Regions from separate parts of the Homo sapiens genome. Here region 1 is linked to region 2. Evidence: chromatin contacts called from ENCODE Hi-C or POLR2A ChIA-PET data. All regions are on one chromosome and are shown on one strand. Each heading gives the region's core, a stretch centred on a gene start or an enhancer-like site at or near the end of the contact. The rest is flanking DNA. Distances are from core to core; before and after follow the strand shown.

Region 1 (7,322 bases), core at 2,871-5,370, 53 kb before region 2:
ACTGAGGAATGATTCTCGGGAGAGGGCAGGTTGTGCGGATCAATTATTTTACAGATGTGTTGTGTGACTTGTTTTAGCAGTTAATGATATGTGGCCTTGTGCTTACTTAACCATCTCACTGGTGTCTGTTTTTGCCTCTCACTGTCCCCTCTCCTCTGCACTTCCTTAGTTTCTAGTTCTTCCTTTATGGGTTGGCCCACAGATGCCGGTTCTGCTGAGTCCTTTGGAGGAGTGTTGTCCAGTAGAACTTCCTGTGCTGATGGAAATGTCCTCTATCTGTGCTGGCTACTAGCCATGTGTGGCGACTGAGCACTTGGAAATGTGGCTATTACAACCCAGTAATCAAATTTTAAATTTTATTCTTTTTTAGCTAATTTCCATTTCAATAACTATGTATGGCTGGCTCAAGACTAGCCTATCGGCCCAGCATGGTGGCTTACGCCTGTAATCCCAGCACTTTGGGAGGCCAAGGCAGGTGGATCACTTGAGGTCAGGAGTTCAAGACAAGACTGGCCAGCATGGTGAAACCCGCTCTCTACTAAAAATACAAAAATTAGCCGGGCGTGGTGGTGGGTGCCTGTAATCCCAGCTACTCGGGAGGCTGAGGCAGGAGAATCACTTGAACCCAGGAGGCGGAGGTGGCAGTGAGCTGAGATGGTGCCACTGCACTCCAGCCTGGGGGACAGAGTGAGACTCCATCTCAAAAACACAAACACACACACACACACACACACACACACACACACACAAACAGGGCCGGGTTCGGTGGCTCACGGCTGTAATCCCAGCACTTTGGGAGGCCGAGGCAGGCAGATCAAGAGGTCAGGAGATCGAGACCATCCTGGCTAACACAGTGAAACCCCGTCTCTACTAAAAATACAAAAAAATTGCCAGGCATGGTAGCGGGTGCCTGTGGTCCCAGATACTCAGGAGGCTGAGGCAGGAGAATGGCCTGAACCTGGGAGGTGGAGCTTGCAGTGAGCCGAGATCGCGCCACTGCACTGCAGCCTGGGTGACAGAGCGAGACTCTGTCTCAAACAAACAGACAAAACAAAAACAAGGACCAACCCTTTGAAAAACAAAAAGAACCCCCCAAAATATCTCCAGGCATTGTCAAACATCCCATGGGGTGGGGGTGGTGGGGGGGCAAAGTTGCCCCTAGTTGAGAGACACTATTGTAAAGCAACAAGCTCTGTGTTGAGAGCCAGCAGGCCCCTGCCTTGAACTAGGAGTGCCGCTTTTCCTGAGAACTCTTCACATTCACCAGTTGTGCAGTCTTCATCCTAATGCTCCTGTTTTATGGTTTGACGAAACTGAGACTCACTGGGCTTCAGTGATGAGATCAAGGTCACATGGTAGCAAAAGCAGGACTTGCATCTCATCATCTGACTTCATACACGAAAGTCGGCTCCCTGATTCATTCTTACTTTTACCAAGACAAAAAGGAACACCTCCTTTTAGGGTAGTTCCTTTTCCCTTGAAAAATGTTGGGAGTGAAGTCAAGAGACATGTTTGTTTGTTTGTTTTGGCCATACTCTTCCAAACCATGAGCATAGTAATGACAGTCGCTGGCTTTTACTGAACACTCAGTGCCAGGTACTATCCTACAATTCACTCAACTCTTTCCACCACGGATTTAAACCTAGGCCAGTTCCCCAAATGACCACAAGATGGCAGTCAGTAATAAGCTTTTGCTTAGAGCTGTTGGCCCCTAAACCAGATCCTCCAAGGGTGGCTGTTCAGGATTTATGGAGCTTCCAGCTGATGACTGGGAGCTAATGTGTGTGTCTCTGCCCCAGTCTCACAAGGCATGCCTTGTCTGATTGTGACTTGCTAGTACCAAAACACAAAATATAAAACATGGGCCAACTTCTGGGTTCTGATTCCCCATCCCGGTTGAGGTCGCTACGGTGGGAGGTAGACCTGGGCAACATTGGGGAACTGGAGACCTGTGTGTTGAAGAAGTGTAGGCAGAAGCAGAGTTCCAGGAATCACCTCAGCTGAGAGTTACTTTAGTTGAGAAAGTTTAAGACACTCAAACGCAAGGTTGTGCTATCCTCTATACAAGACTCCTCAAAAGCATGGTTGCTTCTGCCTTTACTTCCTGGTCTCCTGTTCTTTCTAGAACCCATCCAGTTAGGTTTCACCCCCACCGCCCCACTGGGACTGCTCTTGTCAAGGTGATCTCCACACTGCTCAAGCCGGTGGTCAGTTCTCCACCTTTGCTGACCTGTCCTGCAGTGGCTTTTGACTGCTGATCCCTCTCTCCTGCCAACAGGTTTCTCTGGTAGCCCCTCTGCCTCCGTCTCCATCCCTCCCCTGCCGCACTGGCCCCTTCTCCTCAGTCTCCTTTGCTGGCCTCTCCTCATCTTCCTGACCTCCAAACACCGGAGTGCCCTTGGCACAGTCCTTGGTCTTGTTCTCTGTCTCACTCACTCCCAGCTCACCTGGTCCAGACCCATCACTAATAAGCCCCATATACATCTTCAGCCTGGACTTCTCCCCTAAACCCTGGCTTTGTTTATGCAGTTGCTTCCTTGATGTGGTAGCCAGCTCTAACATGGTTCCCAGAGATCTCTGCGAACTGATATTCACATTCATCACCTCTTCTTAGATGTGGGCAGGACCCAGTGATCCTCTTCTAGCAAAGAGAACATAGCAAAAGCGATGGGTTGTCCTTTCTAAGGTTAGGTTACAGAAGACGATGACGTCAGTGCTGCCCGCTCTCTGAGGGAAGCTGGCTATCATGTTGAAAGTATCTTTATGGAAAGGCTCACACTGCCAGGAGCAGAGGTCACTAACCAAGAGCCCGTGAGGAACGGAATCCTACCAACAGCCCCATGAGGGAGCTTGGAAGCAGATCCTCCCCTACACAACTCTTTTTTTTTTTTTTAAATACAATATGGGGTCTCCCTATGTTGCCCAGGCTGGTCTTGAACTCCTGGCCTCAGGCTATCCTCCCACCTTGGCTTCCCAGAGTGCTGAGATTATAGGCATGAGCCACCATACCCAGTCAGGATATGTTTTGGGGTGGTTACTGTTGTAGAGACATTTTTGTAGAGATGTGACATGTACTAGTTATCTATTACTGCATAACAAATTACCCCAAAATTAGCAGCTTAAGACAGTACATTTATTCTGTCTTAGTTTCTGCGGTCAGGAGTCCAGACACAGCTCACCTGGTTCTCTGACTCAGATTCTCTCAGGGTCTCACTCAGGATGTCTCTACTTTTATTTGATTTTTAGAGACAGGGTTGCACTCTGTCACCCAGGCTGGAATGCAGTCGTGCAATCATAGCTCACTGGAGCCTTGAACTTCCAGGCTCAAGCGATCCTCCCACCTCAGCCTCCTGAGTAGCTGGGAATACAGGTGTGCCACCGCATCCAACTGATGTAAAAAAATTTTTTTTTTTAATTTTCTTAAAATGTGGGAATGTAGCCGGGCATGGTAGCTCACGCCTGTAATGACAGCACTTTGGGAGGCTGAGGCGGGTGGATCACCTGAGGTCAGGAGTTCAAGACCAGTCTGGCCAACATGGTGAAACCTCCTCTCTACTAAAAATACAAAAATTAACCGGGCATGGTAGCAGGTGCCTGTAATCCCAGTTACTCAGGAGGCTGAGGCAGGAGAATTGCTTGAACCTGGGAGGTGGAGGTTGCAGTGAGCTGAGATCGCGCCACTATACTGCAGCCTGGGCAACAAGAGCAAAACTCCATCTCAAATAAATAAATAAATAAATAAATAAATAAATAAAAATTGGGGAGTGTATCCCAATCCACACTCCTGATTTTCTCCCGTATACCTTGCCCTAACCCCCAGTCTTTGCCACCTCTACCCTTCCATTGCTCAAGTTAAAGACCCAGCAGGCATCCTTAGGTCCTCTCTTTCTCTCAGCCTGAATCTAACTCCTCACCACTCCCCATCAGCCCACCCTTCAATATAGATCCATATCCAACCACTTCATATAACCTCCCCTGCCACCTCCCTGGCCCAGGCCATCACCATCTCTTGCCCAGGCTATTGCAGTAGCAGTTCCTGACTGGCCTCCCCATGCCACTGTGTTCCCTTTACAGTCAGTTCTCCGCCCAGCCACCAGAGGGCTCCTGTTGAAACCTGAGTCAGATCAAGTCCCTCCTCTACTCCGGTCCTCACCTGCCAGGGCTCCCCACCACACTCAGGGTAGAAATCCCAAGTCTTTACCACGGCATGCCAGCTGCTAAATAACCCAGTCCCTTGTCACCCTCTGATCTGCTTTCTAACCATTTTGTTCTCTCCGCCTCCCTCTGCTGCAGCCATGCTGTCTTCCTTTCGTTCACCCTAACACAGACAGCACACTCCAGCCTCGGGGCCTTTGCACTCACTGTGCCTTCCGCCTAGAATATTCTTACTCCAGCTATTCACCAGCTTCCTTTCTTGCTCAGAAGGCATCAGAGAGGCCTTCCCTACCAATGGGTGTGAAACAGCCCCTCCCTACCATCCCATGTGTCTCTTTCCCACTTACTGTGCTACATTTCTTCATAACATGTACTATCACCTGACTTACTCTATACAGTTGCCTCTCCCACCACCCTCCAAAAATGTGGGCACCATATTTACTTCACTGATGTTTTCCCAGCACCTAGTTCAATGCCCAGCATGTAGCAGGTGCTTGATAAAGATTTGTGGAATGAATGGACATAGACTCTCAGTTTTGTTTTTGTTTTGGAGACAGAGTCTCTGTCGCCCAGGCTGAAGTGCAGTGGCACCATTGTGGCTTAGTGCAACCTCCGCCTCCTGAGTTCAAGCGATTCTCCTACCTCATCCACCTGAGTAGCTGGGACTACAGGTGCCCACCACCACTCTGGGCTAATTTTTGTATTTTTAGTAGAGATGGGGTTTCACCAAGTTGGCCAGGCTGGTCTTGAACTCCTGACCTCAGGTGATCTGCCCAAAGTGTTGAGATTACAGGCATGAGTCGCCACGCCCGGCCTATGAGAGGCAAATTATTACTGTTCTTTCAGCCTCCTGTTCCTACTCCTTTCTTCTCTCATTCAATTCTGCAGTCTCTGGTGAAGAATCTAGACACAGGTAGGAAAATACCGACAAAGGATACGATTTCAGCCCCTTATTCCTTTCCTCCTTTCCCAGTCCTGTTCCCTTACACCAACTGCTGCCACTAGAATCACCACCTCATCTCCCAGCTCCATCTCACCAAGTGGAAAACAAGTCTTTCTAACAGTGCAGGTGTCCCCGGGAAGAGCAACACTCTTAAGGGCTGTCACCCACCCCTGACACTTTCAGTCCGTGAAGATCCCCCAGCCTTCCGTCCTACTTTTCTTCATACAGTTTATTACTGTGTTGCAGACCGTGAATTAGGAATTGAGGAATACCTGGGGAAGCAAGACACAGCCCACATTCCAAGGGGCTCCCAGCCTAGCGAGGGGCCAAGCCACTTAGGCTATCTGGACCCAGGACGATAGGTGCTAGAGGAAGCACTGGGGGCCGCAGGAGGGGGCCTTGGAGGTGGAGAGTCAGGGAAGTCTTCCTGGAGGAGAAAACCTTTAAGCCGAGTCCTGGAAGATAGCATGATTTAGCCCTTAGAAAGGAGGGGAAGAAGGCTGGGTGCAGTGGCTCACGCCTGTAATCCTAGCACTTTGGGAAGCTGAGGCGGGAGGATGGCTTGAGCCCAGGTGTTCAAGACCAGCCTGGGCAATACAGTAAGACTTCATCTCTACAAAAAATTTAAAAATTAGGCCGGGCGCGGTGGCTCATGCCAAGCCTGTAATCCCAGCACTTTGAGTTCGGGCAGATCATTTGAGTTCAGGAGTTCGAGACCAACATGGCCAACATGGCAAAACCCCGTCTCTACCAAAAAATACAAAAATTAGCTGGGCGTGGTGCTGGGCGCCTGTAGCCCAGCTACTCGGGAGCCTGAGGCAGGAAAATCGTTGGAACCCGGGAGGGTGCAGTGAGCTGAGATCACTCCACTGCACTCCAGTGTGGGTGACAGGGCAAGACTTTGTCTCAAAAAAATAAAAATAAAAATTAAAATTAGCCAAACATAGTTTGGCTGGTGGTGCGCACCTGTATCCCCACTACTTGGAAGTCTGAAGTGGGCGGATCACTTGAGCCTAGGAGGCAGAGGTTGCATTGAGCCAAGATTGCGCCACTGCACTCCGCCTGGGTGACAGTGAGACCCTGTGTCAAAAAAAAAAAAGAAAAGAAAGAAAAGAAAAAGAAAAAAGAAAGGAGGGAGGAAAAGGAAAGTTGGGAGCCTGAGAAGGTGCAGGTACCCCTGGGATAGCAGATCTGTAAGCTTTTTTCAGTCATTTCCACCTAGGGTGACAGGAGGGGCTGTGTGCAGGGGACGATAGTGTCAAGAGGAAGCAAGCAGGCATGGAACTTCCCCAGATCGAAGAGGGTCTCCGCTTTCCCACGGCCTCGGCTCTTAGGTGTCTAACCACCAAATATTTCTTCAGCAACTTTCCCACCTGGCTGTGGCTGCCTTTAACTCCAAGTCATTTCTAGCAATAGTGTCCCATGGAGAATAAACTTCATTCTCTGTCAGTTTCCCCCCATTGGTTCAGGATGTATCAATGTTTCCATGAGGTTTACTTCTTTTCACCTCACAGCTTTCACTCTCCATTTCCCTGGCCTCCTTTCCCCTAGTCCTCCCCACATGGATTGCTACCTTTCTTCAGTCTTTTTTTTTTTTTTAATTTTTAAAATGTTTTTGCTGTGTCACCCAGGCTGGAGTGCAGTGGCACCAGACTCAAGTGATCCCGCTTCAGCCACCTGATTAGCTGGGACTACAGGCGCATGCCACCACGCCTGGCTAATTTTTGTATTTTTTTGTAGAGACGGGGTTTCGCTATGTTGCCTGGGCTTGTCTTGAACTTCTGGGCTCATGTGATCCTCCGGGCTCTGCCTTCCAAAGTGTTGGGATTACAGGCGTGAACCACTGTGCCTGGCCTCCTCAGTGTCTTCTGACTGTTGGTCTGTACACGTGGACTAAAGCTTTGCTTCCCCCCAGCCCCCACTGCATCCCTCTCTCCACCCACCAAGTGTTTTATGAAGGGCCCTGGGAGCCAGCCCTGGAGGAGGCTGCCTGGAGACAAGGACTGAGCCCCTGACTCCCAGACACACAGGGAAGATGCACAGGGAAGCGCTCCCAGCCTCCCTCCCATGTTGTCCTCTCACCAGCTATTAGTAAAAGAGGGACTCATTTAAATGCTTACTTTTTTCCCCTGAATAAATGATGATTTTATTCCCTAGGAAATAGTTTTTACAAATGCCTCTGATCATATTTTGCTTCATTAACAAGGGATTTTTTGTTTTGTTT
Region 2 (7,061 bases), core at 552-3,051:
TCCTTCAATATGTGTGCAAAAGAAATGAATGGTGATTGGAACAATGTTAAAAGTTGACCATGTAGGTGAGTAGTGTCAAAGAAGAATGGCTGCTAAAAATGAGAGCTTTTAGTGGCCAGGCATATGGGGTAAGGGTTAGCCTTAGCTTAAAGGGAAACTACAATCTTTATAGCAGTAAGATAAGAATCTTTTTTTTTTTTTCTTGAGTTGGAGTCTCAATCTGTCGCCCAGGCTGGAGTGCAGTGGCGCAATCTTGGCTCACTGCAACCTCCACCTCCCGGGTTTAAGCTATTCTCCTGCCTCAGCCTCCTGAGTAGCTGGCATTACAGGCACCTGCCACCACGCCCAGCTAATTTTTGTATTTTTAGTAGAGATGGGGTTTCACCATGTTGGTCAGGCTGGTCTCTAACTCCTGACCTCGTGATCCGCCCGCCTCGACCTCCCAAGGTGTTGGGATTATAGGCGTGAGCCACTTCACCTGGCCCATAAGAATCTTTTGTATCTTGCAGTGATACTGACTGATTTGGTCAATTAATTAATAAACCTTTACTGAACAGCTACTATGTTTAAAGTACTGTGCTAAATACATGGAGTTATATACAGAGGCAAAAGATATGGTCCTAATTCCTGCTTAAGGAATCACATATAGGCCAGGCATAGTGGCTCACACTTGTAATCCCGGCACTTTGGGAGGCCGAGGCAGGAGGAATGCTGAACCCAGGAGTTTGAGACCAGCCTGGGCAAGAGTGAGACCCTGTATCTACCTAAAATTTGTGTGTGGAGTTGGTGTGTGGGTATGTGTGTTGTTTTTTTGAGACAGTCTCACTCTGTCGCCCAGGCTGGAGTGCAGTGGCACAACCTCGGCTCATTGCAGTCTCAACCTCTCGGGCACGAGTGATCCTCTCACCTCAGCCTTCCAAGTAGCTGGGACTACAGGCACATGCCACAATGACCAGCTAATTTTTGTATTTTTTGTAGAGACAGAGTTTTGCCATGTGGCCCAGGCTGGTCTCAAATTCCTGAGCTCAAGTGATCCACCAGCCTCAGCTTCCCAAAGTACTACGATTACAGGCCTGAACCAACACATCCAGCCCCCAAAATTTTTTAAAAATTAGCAAGGCGTAGTGGCATGCGACTGTGGTCCCAGCCTCTCAGGAGGCTGAGGTGGGAGGATTGCTTGAGGTTGCAGTGAGCTATGATCACACCACTGCACTCCAGCCTGGGCAACAGAGTGAGAACCTGTCTCAAAAACATTTTTAAATATAATTTGAGATGGGGGTCTTGTTCTGTTGCCCAGGCTAGTCTCAAAATCCTGGCATCAAGCAATCCTCCCACCTTGGCCTCCCAAAGTGCTAGAACTACAGGTGCAAACCACCTTGACTGTCCTAATCTCTATTTTACAGATGACCAAAACCAAATCTCAGAGACAGGAAGTAATTTGCCAAAGTTCTCATAGCATTTGCAGAACAAGGATAGTGAACTCAGACTTTATTGTTACCCTAGGTTCTTATAGAGATATAATTAGTAACGAAAGGTAGTATTTACCAAGTGGCAAATTAATGGCATAGGCAATGCATATTTTTTGCTGTAATATGTTTACAAGTTCAAGGTCTAAATGCTAACTAGAACTTTTCCTGGGGAATTTTCAGGTGCAGAGGGACTTTCCCAGTTGTCTCCTCAACTGCTTTAGCATGAAAACAGAAAATGGTCTCGTCTCTGTGCACCTGTGCCACCTCAATCATACACATCACACGTGCTCTTGATATGTCTAGTTCGGTAGTTCTGAAAGTGTGTGGTCTTCGGACCAGCAGCACCTGGAAACTTGTCAGAAATGCAAATTATCGGGCCCACTGCCTGCCCACTGAATCAGAAACTCCGGGGGTGGAGCCCAGCGATCTGTGTTTTGATAAGCACTCCAGGCGACTCCAGTGTACCTTGGGGTTTCAGAACCCATGGTCTGTCTCATGGCTCTCCAGAGAGTCTGTGAACTCCTGGAAGGCAGAGCCTGTGTCCTTGCAGTTTTTGTTTCCCTAGCATCAAGACTTGAACACAGTGGATATTAATAAATATTTCTAAAACTGAACCACAGGAGTGAATATGGCTCGGCAGAAAACCAACATCCCATTATCCTACTCTTTTCATATGATGATTAATACTTTTAGGTTTACTTTATGTAACGGATTGAATTGTGTCCCCCAAAATTCATGTAAAAGTCCTAACTCCCTAGTACCTCAGAAAATATAACTGTATTTGGAGATAGGGCCTTTAAGAAGTAATTAGGGTAAAATGAGGTCATATGTGTAGACCCTAATGCAATATGACTGGTATCCTTATAAGAAGAGGAGATGAGGCTGGGTGTGGTGGATTATGCCTGTAATCCCAGCACTTTGGGAGGCCAAGACGGGCGGATCACGTGAGGACAGGGGTTCGAGACCAGCCTGGCCAACATGGTAAAAGCCCATCTTTACTAAAAATACAAAAAAATTAGCTGGATGTTGTGGTGGGCACCTATAATCCCAGCTACTTGGGAGGCTGAGGCAGGAGAATCACTTGAACCCAGGAGGCAGAGGTTGCAGTGAGCCGAGATCACACCACTACACTCCAGCCTGGGCGACAGAGCAAGACTCTGTCTAAAAAAAAAAAAAAAAAAAAAAAAAAATTGCTTGAGGCCAGGAGTTCAAGACCATCCTGGGGAACATAGTGAGACCCCGGTCTCTACCAAAAAATAGATATTTTTTAAAATAACCAGGCATGGTGGTATGCACCTGTAGTCCCAGCTACTCAGGAGGCTGAAGTGGGAGGATTGCTTGAGCCTAGGAGTTCGAGAGTGTAGTGAGTCATGATTGTACCACCGCACTCCAGCCTGGGATAGAGTAAGACCCTGTCTCCAACAACAATAACAAAGGGGAAAAAAAAAAAAAAGAAAATACAGGGAGGAGAAGACAGCCATCTGCAGTCAAATGCTCTACCCCTGAGAAGACACCTGTCTACAAGCCCAGGAGAGTGGCTTCAAAAGAAACTGACCCTACAGACATCAGGACCTTGGACTTCTAATCTCCAGAATTGGATCAAAATTTAATTTCTGTTGTTTAAGGCATCCAGATTGTGTAGTCCTTTGTTATGACAGCTCTAGCAGACTAATACACTTTATGAAAAATTTTACACCAGGCACAGTGGCTCACACCTGTAATCCCAGCACTTTGGGAGGCCAAGACAGGTAGATCGCTTGAGCCCAGGAGTTCAAGGCCAGCCTGGGCAACATGGTAAAACCCTGTCTCTATAAAAAAATACAAAAATTAGCCAGGCTGATGGCACATACCTATAGTCCTAGCTACTCTGGAAGCTGAGAAGGGAGGATCACTTGAGCCCAGGAGGTGGAATTTGCAGGGAGCTGAGATTGTGCCACTGTACTCCAGCATGGACAACAGAGCAAGATTCTCTGTTTTTCACTTTTTTTTTTTTTAAGACAGATTCTCAGTCTGTCGCCCAAGCTGGGGTGCGGTGGCATGCGATCACAGCTCACTGCAGCCTCCACCTCCCCAGGCTCAAGTGATCCTCCTGCCTCAGCCTTCCAAGTAGCAGGGGCTCCAGGCATGTGCCACCATGCCTGGCTAATTTTTGTATTTTTTGTAGAGATGGGGTTTCACCATGTTTCCAAGGCTGATCTCAAACTCCTAAGTTCAAGTGACCGCCTGCCTCAGGCTCCCAAAGTGCTGGGGTTACAAGCATGAGTAACTGTGCCTGGCTAAGACTCTGTCAAAAAAAAAAAAAAAAGAAAGAAAGCGAGAGAGGAAGAAAAAAGAAAGAAAGAAAAAGAGAGAAAGAAAGAAAAGGAAGGAAAGAGAAGGAAGGAAGGAAAGATGAAGGAAGGAAGGAAGGAGTGAGCCAGGCGCGGTGGCTCATGCCTGTAATCCCAGCACTTTCGGAGGCTGAGGTGGATGGATCATGAGGCCAGGAGTTCGAGACCAGCCTGGTCAACATGGTGAAACCCCGTCTCTACTAAAAATAAAAAAAATTAGCTGGATGTGGTGGCGGGCACCTGTAATCCCAGCTATGTGGGAGGCCGAAGCAGGAGAATCGCTTGAACCTGGGAGGCAGAGGTTGCAGTGAACCAAGATCACGCCGTTGTACTCCAGCCTGGGCAACAAGAGCAAAACTCCATCTCAAGAAAAAAGAAAGATTTTACAAAAATACTGACTCTGAAATCCAATAACTCCCATCCAAGCCCAGCCTATGACAAGAAAATCTTATTTTTGGGTGAGTGTTAATAGTCTTTAGATATTAGCTATTAAAGTGTTCAAGAAATTACTCTCTTTTGTTTTTTTTTTTGAGACAGAGTTTCACTCTTGTTGCTCAGGCTGGGTGCAATGGTGCAATTTCAGTTCACTGCAACCTCTGCCTCCCGGGTTCAAGCGATTCTCCTGCCTCAGCCTCCCGAGTAGCCGGGATTACAGGCACCCGCCACGATGCCCAGCTCATTTTCTGTATTTTTAGTAGAGACAGGGTTTCATCATGATGGCCAGGCTGGTCTCAAACTTTTGACCTCAGGTGATCCACCCACCTCGGCCTCCCATAGTGCTGGGATTACAGGCATGAGCCACCGCACGGGGCCAGAAATGACTCTTTCATGCTCAACATGAGTACCGGTTTTGGAGTCAGACAGAGGTGGGTTTCAATCCTGACTTGGCCACTTAGGAGTTGTGTAATTTTAAATTCTAAAGACTCAGTTTCCTCATTGTAATTTGAGGCTAATAACAGCTCTCTCCTAGATATAGCTCAATAATTGGCAATTATATCATAGGCACTCAGTACGGGGTGATTTAAAAACGATAATTAACTAAATTACTTATATTGGTCCTCTCTGGGAGATGGGATTACTGTGAAATTTTACTGTAATATTTGAATCAATTCAACACACATATAGTACTATGGTGACTTTTTAAAAGACCATACAAAATGGCAATAGTTTTCAAGGCAAAAAAAATTGAAGACTCCAGGATAATATAAATCAAAATAAGAATGTCAGAGCCCGGCCAGGTGCAGTGGTTTATGCCTGTAATCCCTGCACTTTGGGAGGCTGAAGCCGGTGAATCACCTGAGGTCAGGAGTTCAAGACCAGCCTGACCAACACGGTGAAACCCCATCTCTACTAAAAATACAAAAAATTAGCCGTCGCGTGGTGGTAGGCGCCTGTAATCCCAGCTACGCAGGAGACTGAAGCAGGAGGATTGCTTGAACCTGAGAGGCTGAGGTTGCAGTGAGCCGAGATTGCACCGCTGCACTCCAGCCTGGGCAACAAGAGCAAAACTCATCTCAAAAAAAAAAAAAAAAAAAAAGAATGTCAGGGGCCAAGCCCAGTGGCTCATGCCTGTAATCCCAAAACTCTGGGAGGCCAAGGCAGGTAGATCACTTGAGGCCAGGAGTTCGAGACCAGCCTGGCCAACATGGCGAAACCCTGTCTCTACAAAAAATACAAAAATTAGCCAGGCATGGTGGCACACACCTATAGTCTTGGCTACTCAGGAGGCTGAGGTGGGAGGATTGCTTGAGCCTTGGAGGTTGAGGCTGCAGTGACCCAAGATTGCACCACTGCACTCCAGCCTGGGCGACAGAGCAAGACCGTATCTCAAAACAAAAAAAAGAATGTCGGAAATGTAATAGAAAGATATGACACTGGCCAGGAGCAGTGGCTCATGCTTCTAATCCCAGTACTTTGGGAGTCTTAGGTGGGCGGATCACTTGAGGTCAGAAGTTTGAGACTAGCCTGACTAATATGGTGAAAACCTGTCTCTTTTAAAAAAAATCATAATAATACAAAAATTAACCGGGTGTGATGGCGTGCACCTGTAATCCCAGCTACTTGGGAGGCTGAGGTAGGGAGAACCTGGGAGGCAGGAGTGAGCTGAGATTGCGCCACTGCACTCCAGCCTGGGTGACAGAGTGAGGCTCCATCAGAAAGAAAAGGAAAGAGAGAGAGAGAGAGGGAGGGAGAGAGGGAGAGAGAGAGAGAGAGAGAGAAGAAGGGAAAGGGAAGGGAAGGGAAAGGGAAGGTTCGGCCGGGTGCGTGGCTCACACCTGTAATCCCAGCACTTTGGTAAGCCGAGGTGGGCAGATCACCTGAGGTCAGGAGTTTGAGACCAGCCTGGCCAACATGGTGAAACCCCATCTCTACTAAAAATACAAAAATTAGCCGGGCGTGGTGGCAGGCGCCTGTAATCCCAGCTACTCGGGAGGCTGAAGGAGGAGAATTGCTTGAACCCGGGAGGCAGAGGTTGCAGTGAGCCATGATAGCGCCATTGCACTCCAGCTTGGGGGACAAGAGCGAGACTTCATCTCAAAAAAAAAAGTAAAAAAGAAAAAAAAAAAAGAAAGAAAGAACAACCAAGAATAATTGAATTATCTCAAACTGAGGAGTATAAGTAGGGATTACTGGCCAGGTGCCATGGCTCATGCCTGTGATCCCAGCACTTTCAGAGGCAGAGGCATGTGGACTGCTTGAACCCAGGTGAAACTCCATCTCTACAAAAATGTAAAAATTAGCTGGGCATGGAAGTGCATGCTTGTGGTCCCAGTTATTTGGGAGGTTGAGGCGGGAGAACGACCTGAGCTGGGGAAGCTGAGGCTGCCATGAGCTGTGATTGTGCCACTGCACTCCAGCCTGGGTGACAGAGGAGACCCTGTCTCAAAAAAACAACCACAAAAAAGTAGAGAGTATTGATTTTGTCTTTGTAGCCCCAGATCCTAATATGGCACCTGGCATTTACTATAAGTTCAACAGCTTTTGGTTGAATGAAAGAATGAGTGGCCTTCTACAAAGATGATTATTCTAATTATACAAAGACATTTCAACCCAACTATACTTACACAGGATCAGTGGCTCTGTAGCATTTTGACGTTGTGCAATCAAAACTTTAATTTTAACCTGGAAATTCCACTTTGGGGAAATAACCTAATAAAATAACCCCAAAGGAAAAAGAGTGTTGTGGTTTTTTGTTTGCTCGTTTGTTTTTAAAGAGTCTTTACTGTGGTGATATTCAAAATAGAGAAATCCTGGGATTGTC

The links. A loop is a pair of places that touch in the nucleus more often than their neighbours do. ChIA-PET counts read pairs that join two places held with the same protein, here RNA polymerase II (POLR2A). Pooled maps may share reads with other maps.
Region 1: a loop to region 2 is called in a pooled map, with 3 times the contacts of the local background. The contact joins two enhancer-like sites. A Hi-C loop is called at or near these places in 5 of 50 pooled maps. POLR2A ChIA-PET finds 5 or more read pairs at or near these places in 19 of 52 experiments (AG04450, CD8-positive, alpha-beta memory T cell, Caco-2 and 14 more).

What each region holds. Positions count from the first base shown.
Region 1 is chr6:37,204,974-37,212,295 of GRCh38, reverse strand. It overlaps TMEM217B (transmembrane protein 217B), which reads left to right. Exons shown (of 2, transcript NM_001395378.1): 2 at 1-115. It overlaps TMEM217 (transmembrane protein 217), which reads left to right. Exons shown (of 3, transcript NM_001286401.2): 3 at 1-115. Among named protein-coding and RNA genes, the nearest start is that of PIM1, 38 kb to the right of the region's middle. RefSeq lists a silencer at 1,529-1,823. Within about 2 kb of position 4,120, at least 5 of the 41 ENCODE cell types and tissues checked have a DNase peak (open chromatin) inside an H3K27ac peak, as active enhancers do.
Region 2 is chr6:37,150,356-37,157,416 of GRCh38, reverse strand. No RefSeq gene overlaps it. Among named protein-coding and RNA genes, the nearest start is that of PIM1, 16 kb to the left of the region's middle. Within about 2 kb of position 1,801, at least 7 of the 41 ENCODE cell types and tissues checked have a DNase peak (open chromatin) inside an H3K27ac peak, as active enhancers do.